Linked DNA regions of Homo sapiens: region 1 is linked to region 2. Evidence: chromatin contacts called from ENCODE Hi-C or POLR2A ChIA-PET data. All regions are on one chromosome and are shown on one strand. The core of a region is the stretch at or near the end of the contact, and the rest is flanking DNA. Distances in the headings are between cores, read along the strand shown. Region 1 overlaps KIF15 (kinesin family member 15). Region 2 holds the start of ZNF35 (zinc finger protein 35).

Region 1 (6,023 bases), core at 2,318-4,817, 200 kb before region 2:
CCAACAGCTTTATTTTCAAATGTCACTATATTGTATATCCCAGAATGTCTATTCTTTGTAACAATTTAAACTTACAATGAAAAATTTTAGATATAAAGTCAACTTCAAAAATATGCAAGAGGGTATATGATGTTTCAAAATCCTTTAAATCAGTATAATAAGCAAAAATGTTTGAAGATCTCTATCCCTAATAAGGAGTATCTACCCAGAAAAAGCCCAATAGCTCTCTAATGTTGTTTTGTTTGTGTTAATGCCAACCAGCTTACTTAGTTTGAATTTTACAGAAAATATAGTACACCTTGCTCATCAAAGAGTGAGGCCATTTATAAGGCTACATGAATTAATATGAAAACTTTATGAATAAATTAAACTCATGGCTTTAGAAAACATAAAGAGACCCAAGGGCTAGACCAGAAGAAATCAGAGTACTGATCTTTGGGTCTCAGAGGGCCTCAGGTTTTAAATCAGAGGAAACCAGAAGCAGAAGTGAAAAGGGACACCTGGTAGTTACATTGTTCTCATTGTCCATGAGGAAAAGCCCCATCGATTCCTCAAGGGAAGCTAGGCTTTTCCTGCTATTTATTTCTTTAAGATTTCTTTTGAAGTGGCTTCACATGAGAAACCCTTTTAGCAAATGGTATTTAAAAAAAAATCTGTAAACATCTATTAAATTCACTTATTACTGCAGAAGGAAAGAAGTTACCTACCTTGTGGTATATCATTCCTTTAGAGGAGAATAAGGAAAAGATGATCAAGATTTTAAATTACAAAATAGTACACTTACTCTGCTTTCATTTTCAGCATTTCTTCAACTATTTTACTCTATAAGAAGATTAAAAAAAGAAAATAAAAAGATTGCTTAGGTTCTTAAATAACATTGCTTAAAAAAGATAGAAAGGAACCAGCCCATTCTCCTTCATGTGAATAAAATCAAACCAATATCCTTTTCCACAGTGCCAGCTACACATACATAAAGTAAGTACCTATTTCCAAGACTTCATGCACTATGCCCTCTAAGGCTTCAAACAGGCCTTGGTACTTGCTTCTAAATGGAGAATTATATGTGTGCATGCTGAGCAGTAGGCTTGCCATGTAGGCATGAAGACAAATTCTTAATTCTCAGCTGTGTCTAAATACTAATGGTAAATATCATGCTAAACAGTGGAAATGCAGAAAAGACAGGAATTTCAATAGTAAAATGATTTCTAAAATATACTACCATAAATACTAACTATAAAAGCATTGCTCAGACAAGAAGAAACTATTACATAAAAAAAAATCTTACTTTTGCAAGTCTTTCTTTGATACTTTCTTCTTGTTCATTCTTCAGCTGTTGATTATCTGGATGATTCTGATCACTGCATAGATTAACAGGGGTGGGAGGAGGCATAGGAAAACACTGCTAAGTATATTCAAGTATCAATTTCAAATTCAAATCCATTATATGCAGCAATGCCAAGGTGTACAAAGAAAGGCTAACTCTATTGTGATTGGGTCAAGTCAGTACAGTTGATAAATGTGATTGACACATGGGGATGAAATAAGGCACTTCCCCAGAACTCAGGATTCCTCCCAGTACAAAAGCAAGATGAGATGAGGTGGGAAATATAATCAAGGATTGGTTGAAAGTAAAATACAGTAGAAACTTAGTTAAAAGTGGTAACATCTGAAGATCGAATGTGAACAAAAGGGGGCTGAAAGAAAGAGCCAAGAGCCTGGTATGAATGTGATCAGCTGGGAGGGGGCACATTTTGGGTAGGCAGGGTCGCTCTGGCCTCAGGCTAGTGGAGTCCTTGACTCTCTTTTGCTCAGGTTCCATAGTCAGTTGGCATTTTCTGATAACCACTCTGCCTTTCCGTGTATGTGGACACCAGGGCCAGATGTCCCAAGCACCAGATATGTCTTCATGGAAAAGGAATGTTCCAATATATAAAGTAAGAAAATTACATTCTAGATAATACATCTATCTCTGTGAGCCTGACCAGGTGAGGATAATAAGTTGAGTTTCTGTGTGCAGCCCCTGGACCAGAGAGACATCCCTCCCTCCCTCCTTGGAGAACCTTCCTGAATGTTGTAGGCTTCTCTAGGAATATCTCTCTCACTGGTGAGTAAAAGACCATTTCTTGAAGGAAAACAGAAGCTACAGTGAGGTTTCTTTCCCTTAACAAATCTGGCAGCCCAGACAAAAATGGTAATGAGTCCTCAATGAAGAAATACCCCAAATCATTAGGGAAAGATATGTTTTCTGTCCACTAATCCAAGGATTGGCAAACGTCTTCTGTCAAGAACGAGACAGTAAATATTTCAGGCTTTGGGAGCCATGCGGTCTCTGCCACAGCTATTCAACTTAGCTATTGTAGTGCAAAAGTAGCCACAACAATATTAAAATGACAGGGTGTGACTATGTCTCAATAAAATTTTATTTACAAAACAGGTTGTGAGCTGAATTAGGCCCCTGAGCTATAGTCTGCCCTTTCTCTAATTTTTCACAAAGAAGGTTCTGAGTAGCTCTTTTATATATAAGGAATGTGAGGCTATGAAATGAAAAACTTTTTTTTTTTTTTTTTTTTTGAGACAGAGTCCTACTCTGTCCCAGGCTGGAATGCAACAGTGCAATCTCAGCTTACTACAACCTCCACCTCCCCGGTTCAAGCGATTCTCCTGCCTCAGCCTCCTGAGTAGCTGGGATTACAGGTGCGTGCCACCACTCCTGACTCATTTTTTGTATTTTTAGTAGAGACAGGGTTTCACCATGTTAGTCAGGCTGGTCTCAAACTCCTGACCTCAAATGATCTGCCTGCCTCGGCCTCTCAAAGTGCTGGAATTACAGGCGTGAGCCACGACACCCAGTGAAAAACATCTTTTAAAAGACATTTATTCAACATCATGATCAGACTATGACATTTGGCAATCAACAGGATGAGTGCAAAGGAAAAAAAAAACACATTAAAACTCTTTGTTAAGACTGCTTTACACTTTCCACAGAACAGAAACTAAACTAACCTGTTATACAATTAGTCACAAATACGGTCCTTGAGTTTTTTACCCATACACCTGAGTATTGTCTAAAACATATCTTCTTTGTAGCAGCTAGGCCCTGCTACCAACTGTGCTTGGCTGAGTTCACAAATCTGTTGTAACCTGTAGTTTCCCTGTCACTTCTCTGGCTCTCCTCTCCTGCTAAGCTTTGTTTCCTGGCATTAATTAAAACCTTCTGCCACTGCCATAACTACTGCTGCTACTGGAACTGCCTGTCAACCTAAAAAGAAACTCAGAAAGACAGGCTCTTTAGAACAAACAAGTTTATCTAGGAATAGCAGAGGGATTGCAATTGCAGGGTATGCAAGCTATGACGGGCCATTAATGTATCCAGGGGAGTTGGGGAAAGGGAAAGCTTTTAAAGACAAAGAGAAATCCATGAAATAAAGCTTGAAATAAAGCTCACGGGTCACAGAAGCTCAGTGCAGGAGTTGGCGTTTATTCATTGGTGGAGATGGCTGTTGCTGAGTAACTGTCCTGGTGCTGGCAGCTTGTCTGAAATACTGCAGGCCTGAAAAATTCCTGTGATAAGCTCTGTTGCAGGGTGAGTGCAGAAGTGGGGCATGTGGGACCTGCAGGAATTTCTTGTGATAAGGTATATTATAGGCATGTGCGGTGAGAACTTTTTTAGGGCCTCCTGACTCCACTTTGTTAGGGTTTTGACATAAGTGACTCCATTCTGGTACTGGCAACTTTCACATGCCTTAGCCACCTTGATTTGATGTTTTGGCAACATAGTAGCCTCAGCCACCACAGGGGCCAGAGTTTCTTTCTTTCTTTTTTTTTTAGGTGCCAGAGTTTCTGTCTCCAAAGTTTCTTCTCTTCATGGGTTCAAAATTGATTGAAGATTGGTTGTTGTAATTACCAAAATCGTTGTAGTTCCCACCATCTCCAAAACTGCTTCCATCATTTAAGTACTAAATCCATTATAGCCATCCCTGCTGCCCCCATATCCACCAATACAGCTGCCTCCAAAGCTACCATTACCAGTGAAATTTTTCCTTGATGACCAAAGTTGTTACTCCCACCAAAACCACCTCCATGACCACCACCAAAGTTTCCAGAACCACTCTGACCTCTCTGGCTGGCTGAAGTACTAACCATTTCTTTCTTCAACATGGTTTTCCATACTTCATGGTAGTGGCTATGTACTTTACGGTATTTCTGAGAGACAATCTTATTCGCAGAGTCATGGCTGTCCTCAAAGGTTAAAAAAGTAAAGCTCTTCTTTTTGCCATTGCCTCACTCAGTCATGATTTCAACCACTCCTATTTTCTCATACCTTCACAATAATCTCTTAGGTGATGTTCTTCAGTGTCTTCTGTGATGCCACCAACAAAGATCTTTTTTACAGTTAACCAGGCACCTGGTCTTTGAGAATCTTTTCTTGACATCCCTCTTTGGTTTCACAACTCTTTCATCTGCCTTGTGTCGCCTTGATTTACGGCTGCATCCATCTCCTCCACAGTGCCATCTGTGAAAAACCAAAGGCCCTGGAATGCTTGGTGTTTGGGTCTCTCATTGCTATATAATCCATGAGCTTTCCTCACTACTCAGAATGGCTCCCCAGACTCTTATTGGTTGTTTCAAAGCTCAATCGTCTGATGAAGAGCTTCTGTAGCTATTCGGGCTATTTAAGAGACTCTGACTTAGATATGTTGGTAGTGGGAAGAAAGACTTGAACGATGCATCCTTAGTGGCATCCATGGGCAAAAGTAGTAAGCTTATGACGTATCTCTGAAATACGGTATTTTAAATTTTCATTTTACAAATGATCCGGAAATGTTCTATGTTCACAGTAGCTCTTGACAAAAGACAGTATACTAAATATAAGGCTTTTCTTTAATAGAATTGGACATATATGGAGCATATGAAAACTAGGTGAGCAGACTGTGGACTACCTACATCAGAATCACCTACAAAGGGAGGCACGTGCTTTTTTAAAATGCAGAATTCTGGGCTTCGCTCCAGCCCTACTGAATAAGATCTCTGATGCTCACTAAAATTTGAAGAGAATCATTTAAGAAGAGATTTTAGCATAGCCACCATTACCATCCTCAAATCTCTCCTGCCTCATTTAGGTTTTGAACAACTCATATCAGGGGTGTTTCTGGACAGGGCCAGGGAGCTGCAGGAGTGCACAAGCTTCTCTGTCAAAGATGTTGTGGCAACAGCATGGACAGCAGTCAGTGGAATTCGGTAAGGGCTTCTATCTCGGAGATCCCACTTTGATTCAATTCGACTTCTTGCATAATTTTACAGGCCACTATCATCTCCAAACTCTCACTCAGAAAGTTACAATAGGCAGAATCATAATTCTACCTTGTGTACTTAATAACTACTTTTCATTGACTGACACCTGCTACCAAACACTGTAACTGGCACTTTATACATGTAATTTTTAATCTTTAAAACTCCTTGTGAGAAAATGAACATTTTCTTCATTTTATTGTTAAGGAAAGTGAAGTACTAAAAGGGTAAAAAATATGTTGAAAATCGTATGACTTTTAAGTCAAAGACAAGATATAAGTCTGGATATGGCTGCCCCGACACTATGCAAATGTATCGGCAAATGCAACTACAAAACTGCCTTACCTGAAGCCAAAACACACTCAGAGAGATGTCTAAATCCAAGTGAATGCTCCTCTGTAAAATGCTAAGGATATCCTTCTTGTCCTGCCCAGGGGCTTTCCCTGGACCATGAGTTACGAAGCAAAGCCAACTAGTAGGGAATTCTCCCTTTCTCTGCAAGGCTTCTTGAACCTTGTCGATATTATATATACCTTAAAAAAATTTTTTTAAATATAAGTAATTTGTTTTAAGTATCTCACATGTTTTAAATTCATTTCAATCACTTTAAAACAAATGCAACAATGCCAAAAACGCACTGCAGAGCAATGCAAAGGTGAACAGATCAGACTTGATTCAAAATCAACCAAAAGACCATCTCCTGGATTAGTGGGAAACATTGTACACCTTGGGAA
Region 2 (6,402 bases), core at 582-3,081:
TACTACTAATAATTATGATTTTACAAATTCTTGTTTTTGACTTTGGGGATACATATTTTCACAATTATCATCATAGCATTTTTTAAAAAAGGATTTTACAACAAAAAGATTTTTTATTGCCAAGGATACAAAATAATGTGAACAAAAGGATCCCAAGAAAAAGACTGGGAGTCTTTATACCAACGTGTTAGCAGTGGGTAGTTAACTCTGGATGGTGTAATTACAGGTAGTTTTAAGGTTCTTTTCATTTTTTTTGTTTGATTTTTACATTTTCCATAGCTTCCAAATGTCCTGTGAGATAAAATATTACACTTAAGATTTAAAAAAAGATTACTTTCATGTTGCCATTCTTCATGCTTATTTTAAATGCTACACAATAACCTATGGTGTTGATAAATCTTCACTCTCATTGAAAAAGGATCAAGTAATACAGAAATATATAGAATTAAATATATAACCTACACACACTACACACACACACACACACACACACAAAGTACTTATCAGTTTAGATGGGAGTCCTAACCCATTTTCTCTGCATTTACATACTTATATGTTCACCTTCACACATATTGCTTATTTTTCAAAAACATACTTTAGATCATCACAGTTATATACTGTTCAGCAACCTGCATTGTTTTTTAACTCAATTTCCGTATTTCACAATAGTCTTAACAATCTTTCAATACAACACATATAGAACTACCTCATTCTGGCATAGTATTCTAAATTGTGGCTATATTATCATTTACTTAATCATATTCTATTTATGAACCATTTATTTAGTAAAAGTTTATATTTCCATTTTATTAATATTTAAAAGTTTTTCTTTGTAAATATTTTTTTTTTGCTGAATTATTCCTTTAGAATAATCAGAGAATTACTGGTTCAAGGATTTGCTGGTTGATATGTACTGTCAAATTGCTTTCCAAAAGCACCATGCCAATTCACACCCCCACTAATTGACAGTAACCCTTTATCACAGCTAAGCCAGCAGGGTTTTTGTTTTTAACCTGTGAGCAAAATAACCTTACTAGTTTGATTGCTTATGAAGAGATTGAAATTTTTCTTTCTAACCCCCTTTGAATGTTTTATTGGAAAAGGGTGCGAAATCTTATTCAATCCCCTGTTGCTGCTATTGAAGTGATCATACTCTTTTCCCCATGTCAACTTACTGGCCACTTACTGTATACACTGAATTTATTAAGTAATGCAATACTTTCATTCCTGTGACAAACCTTAATTCTGGAGGACTATTCTTTCCATCACTATCCGAATTCAATCTGGTATGAAGGTCCTTAAGACTAGTTCCACCTTGTGTATAAGACTGCCTACAGTGAGTACTCTCATCAGACTTCTGATCAGATTCTGACGGACCTCCGGTCCCAGACGGCACAGGGCCCTCTATCAAAGGCTCCCTTTCAACGTCCTTTCTCTATTTCCAAACGTGGCAATCCATTCTTTCCACGTATAGGCTCCTCGCGGCCCTGTCCCTGGGACCTATCTGGCCCCTTGGCCGGTCCGTGTGCATCCTCTCCCGGACCAGGCCCCAGGTGGGCAGCAGCCGGGATTCCGAGGCGGTGGGGAACTCACTGCCCCCCGCACCCCGACAGACAAGGCTGGTGTCCCCGGGGAAAGGACGCAGGGGCCGCTCCTAGGGCCATGGCCCCTGGGAGAGCCCCTTTTTCTCCCTCGACGTTCGTGCCCACCCCCTCCGACCCCACTCACTGTGCGCAGCTGAGAAGCCCGACCTGAGTTCACTGGCTCTGCAGCAGGAGGCTGGCTGACCGGTACTTCAGCTTCTACCGGCACGAGAACAATGACCGGACAGGAAGTGCCTCGGGATGGGCTTCCGGCTCCCCAAGTCGCCAAGCCGGCCTCTCTAGGAACCTCGGAGGTGCTTTCCTCTCGATGGGTGTCCAATGTCGCCCCAGACCAGGGATGGGGCAGAAGCGCTTAGGAGGATTGTGCTGTTGGAAGCTCTAAGTGAGCCTCAGGGAGGGGCGCATCCCAAGCAGGGATGAGACACTCAGGCGAGGCGCGCACCCAAGAGCCTGAAGCTACACAGCATTAATCTGTAGAAAGCCCTGATAATTTCCCCTCAAATGTTTTATTTTGAAAATATCAGAGTACAGAAGAGTTGAAAGTATGGCACATTGAATACCCGTATTTTCCATGTGGACTCAACAATGAACATTTTGCTATGTTTGCCTGATCTCTCAATACATATTTAAAATCATTTTTTTGAAAGTTGTAAACATCAGAACACTTCATTCCAAATACTTCAACATGCATCCCTTAAGATTAAGAATATTCTTCAAACTACCACCACCGTCACAGGTAAGAAAATCAACAAAAATTCCCTAATACCATCTAATAACCAGTCATATTCAAATTTCCCAACTGTCCTAAAACATGTATTTTATAACTTTTTTTCAAATCAGTTTCACACACTTTAGTTGGTTACAGCTCTTTAGTTTTGGGTTTTCGTTGCCATTGTTGGTTTTTACTTTTTATTTTGAAATGATAGAATCACAGGAAGTTGCAAAGATAGCACCCTTCACCCACTTTCCCCTCATGGTTACATCTTACATAAAATGAAAAAGGAAATCAACATTGGTACAGTATGTGTGTATAGGTATAGCACCTATAGATTTGTGTAACCACCACTGCAATCAAGATACACAAGTGTTCCATCACCACAAAGACCTTTCTGGTGCTACCTTTTAATAGTTCCATCCAACCCTCTCCCCATTTTTCCTCCCACCATCCCTAACCTTTGGCAACCATTAATCCATTTTTCATCTCTATAGTTTTATCATTTTGAGAATGTTATATGAATATTTTCATACAGAATATGGCCTTTTGTGATTATTTTCACTCAGCATTAATTCCCTTGAAATTTATTTGAGTTGTTATGGATATCAATAAGTCAATTTTATTGCAGAGTAACAAGTATTCCATGGTAATACATAAACCACAATTTGTTTTAACCACCTAAGGAAGGATATATGGGTTGCCTACAGGTTTCGACCATTACAAATAAAGCTGCTATGAACATTCGTATACAGGTTTTTGTGTGAACGCAAGTTTTCATTTCTCTGGGATAAATGCTCAGAAGTGCAATTCCTGAAGCATGACATATACATGTGTGGTTTTACAAGAAACTGCCAAATTATATTCCAGAGTGGCTGTACCATTTTACATTCCCAGCAATGTATGAGATCCTGTTTCTCTTCATCCTTGCCAGCAGTTACCACCATTAAAAAAAAAAAGTTAAGCTATTCTGATAGGTGATATCTCACGATTTTACTCTGCATTTCCCTCATGCCTAATGATGTTGAACATCTTTTCATTTGCTTATTTGCTATCTATACTTCAGTGAAATGTCTGTCTTTTGCTTATTTTCTAATTGTATTTACTTATTACTGTTAAATTTGGAAAGTTCTTTATGTAGTTTACATACAAATCCCTTGTTGGATATGATTTGCAAATATTTTTTCCCAACCTGTAATATCATCTTTGTAAAAAGGTCTCTTACAGGGTAAATTATCTTAATTTTGATGAAGTCCAATTTAACATTTTTTTTCCTTCTAAGGAGCATGCTTTTGAGTCATCTGAGCCTTCTTAGCTCAGTCCTAGGTCCTGAAGTTGTTGGTTTACTGCCTATGGATATCCAATTACTCCAACAGTATTTGCTGAAAAGGCGATCCCTCCTCCATTGAATTGCTTTTGCCCCTGTCAAAAATCAATTGGCCATTTATGTGAGTCTATTTCTGGTTCTTAGTACCTAACGGCTCTCTAGTATTATCTTTTAAAAACAAGCCTCCTCATCCATGTTTTATACCTTTCATATCGAAATTTTCATACATACACAAAAGCAGAGAATGGTATAATAAACTCACAGCAGACTCAAGACAGCTTGAACAATTTTCACTCCCCTCTCTTTTTCATCATAATAATATTTTGAAGAATCCAGGGCAGCTTTCTTATGCAATATTCCACGTTCTGGATGTGTCTGTTTCTCGTGGTGTCTTTTATTTGTTCCTCTGCCTCCTGTATTTCCTGTAACCTGGCAATGAGGTCCAAGAAGCTTGATTAAATTCAGGTTGAACATTTTTCAGCTTATTACATCACAGAAGGTGGCACATTATGTGGGCTGTCTCAATCTAAGCAATGTGACATTTTGTTACTCGGTGAAGAGGTAAATCACAGCATTCTCCATTGTTAAAGTACATATGTCCTTTGTAATTATTATATAAGCTGGGATGATTCAACAACCTGGATGAAACATTTTTATATTCATTATCTCATAAGAACTTTGTGAGGTAGATATTCTTCCTCCTGTTTAACAGATGAGGAATTCAAGGCTCCAAGAACTGAAGAGATTTTTTCTGAGGCAGATGGCAAAACCTGAACCACATCCAGGTCTTAAGACTTTAAGCCTTAGGCCCCTTCCAGTTTTCACTCTTGGCTACCTTTCACTCTAATGAGGAACCAGCCCCCAAGAAACTGTGGGGTTGAATTAATAACATTTATGATAATCAACACACCACTTTGACATTATTAAAAAACACAATCTTCATATTCAGGTATTATTCATAGTCCAGCTACAGAAACAGAACTTTGAGAATTACAACATAAAAATTACCAACTTAAGAATATAGACTGAGTTAAACCCACAAATGTACTCAAGGGCACAGAATGGTTCACAGGGGGTAATGGGCACTGACTGCCCACAAGTGGATTCTGCACTGGCTTAATCAGTGAAGAGCTTGGCTCCATGTGAAAAATTTATGTCCCAGTAAATTTAGTGCTGGGACAGAATGTTGTTTCATTAGTAACAGGCTATCATTTGACAGCAATGATGAAATATTGATTAGAATTCACAATGACTGTGGCAGGGATCATCAGCTCAACTGCGGGTCAAGGATTTTTTTCCCTCTGAATAGGGAAAGCAGGGTACCACTGCCCTTCCATTTTGACACTCTCCATCTGTTAAGTTTCAAATTCAAAAGCTGGGAAATAAATTGTTTTCCTTGGCATCACTGTTAATGGCTGGCCATAACATTTTTTTCCATATACATAAACTAGATATATAATCTAGTAACTCCCTCAGATATTTTTAAAGGTAAATTTAACAAAATTATTCTTAGAACACTAAATTCCAGTTAGCTATTCACCATACTTCCTCTTATGAAAATGAGTATCTTTTAGGTTCCTGGAATCCCCCTCATTCTAATATTGACTTAATACACAAACTTACATGATCCCATGTTCTAAACTTTTACCATAACCTCTTTTATCCAACTTTATTGACAACTGAATGATTTCAAAAAGTACTTTCACAAAGATCCTTTCACTTAACCCTCACAACAACCCTGTGAGGTAGGTATCATGTCAACATTTGACTGACAGGAAACTAAAGCTTTAGAGGCTGACTTAATAACATCACATGGCCATTAAGGGAAAGCCAGGAATCAAAGGTAGGTCTTCTGATTCCAAATCCAGTGCTCTTTTAGGTTGTCCTCATCAGCAGACTCTTGTCCGCCCAACTCCACACCTGACATTCTGGATCATACTGTCTGTTCAGGTTTTCCACAGCAGTGACACTATCTTTAAAATGCATACTATACACATTTTAAAAAACAATGTCCACTTTTTATTATTAAATTTTTAGTTTTATTAATAAATTTATTTTTATTTACTAAAGACGGGTCTCCCCGTGTTACCCAGGCTTGTCTCGAACTCCTGGGCTCAAGGGATCTTCCCACCTCGGCCTCCCAAAGTCCTGGGACTACAGGAGTGAGCCACTGCACCCAGCCCATGTCTACTTTTTATTGTTGCTCTCATTTACAACTATGTTATTAGATTTGGATTATGTTTTTGTAGACTTGAAAGTTGGGATGAACTTTATTTTTTCAGACAAGAGTTTCGCTCTTGTTGCCCAGGCTGGAGTGCAATGGCGCGATCCTGGCTCACTGCAACCTCCGCCCTCCCAGGTTCAAGCGACTCTCCTGTCTCAGCCTCCTGAGTAGCTGGGATTACCGGTGTGTGCCCCCATGCCCGGATAATTTTTGTATTTTAGTAGAGATGGGGTTTCACCATGTTGGTCAGGCTGGTCTCAAAATCCTGACCTCAGGTGATCCACTCGCTTCGGCCTCTCAAAGTGCTGGGATTACAGGCATGAGCCACCAAGCCCGGCCTATTAACTTTCTTCTATATGCTACTCATTTGTCTAGTAAAGAGTAAATAATAAACTTTTTCCTTAGAAGAAATATATATCATTTGTCCAACAGTTACTTAAGTAGGCAGGGATTCTATTCCATTTTACATATGACACTAGATTTTCTGAATCTCAATCTTGGACTCATTGGTGTTTTGTAGCCAAGAGAATTCCTC

The links. Hi-C counts contacts between places; a loop is a spot of excess contacts on that map. ChIA-PET counts read pairs that join two places held with the same protein, here RNA polymerase II (POLR2A).
Region 1: a map with no recorded cell type shows a loop between it and region 2 (1.8-fold over the local background). The contact joins the enhancer-like site here to the promoter of ZNF35 in region 2. A Hi-C loop is called at or near these places in 1 of 37 single-sample maps with no recorded cell type. POLR2A ChIA-PET finds 5 or more read pairs at or near these places in 2 of 52 experiments (AG04449 and endothelial cell of umbilical vein).

The regions. Positions count from the first base shown.
Region 1 is chr3:44,843,320-44,849,342 of GRCh38, reverse strand. KIF15 (kinesin family member 15) reads right to left here. Exons shown (of 35, transcript NM_020242.3): 31 at 1,286-1,358; 32 at 785-822. It also overlaps the pseudogene HNRNPA1P77. Among named protein-coding and RNA genes, the nearest start is that of MIR564, 16 kb to the left of the region's middle. Within about 2 kb of position 3,567, at least 6 of the 41 ENCODE cell types and tissues checked have a DNase peak (open chromatin) inside an H3K27ac peak, as active enhancers do.
Region 2 is chr3:44,644,161-44,650,562 of GRCh38, reverse strand. It overlaps ZNF35 (zinc finger protein 35), which reads right to left and starts at 1,831. Exons shown (of 4, transcript NM_003420.4): 1 at 1,729-1,831. ZNF660-ZNF197 (ZNF660-ZNF197 readthrough) reads right to left here. Exons shown (of 8, transcript NR_147692.2): 8 at 2,092-6,402. It overlaps ZNF197 (zinc finger protein 197), which reads right to left. Exons shown (of 6, transcript NM_006991.5): 6 at 2,092-6,402. The coding sequence ends at 6,343. All of the region lies in intron 2 of ZKSCAN7-AS1 (ZKSCAN7 ZNF cluster antisense RNA 1), which reads left to right. RefSeq lists enhancers at 1,349-1,458, 1,539-1,708, 1,587-2,146.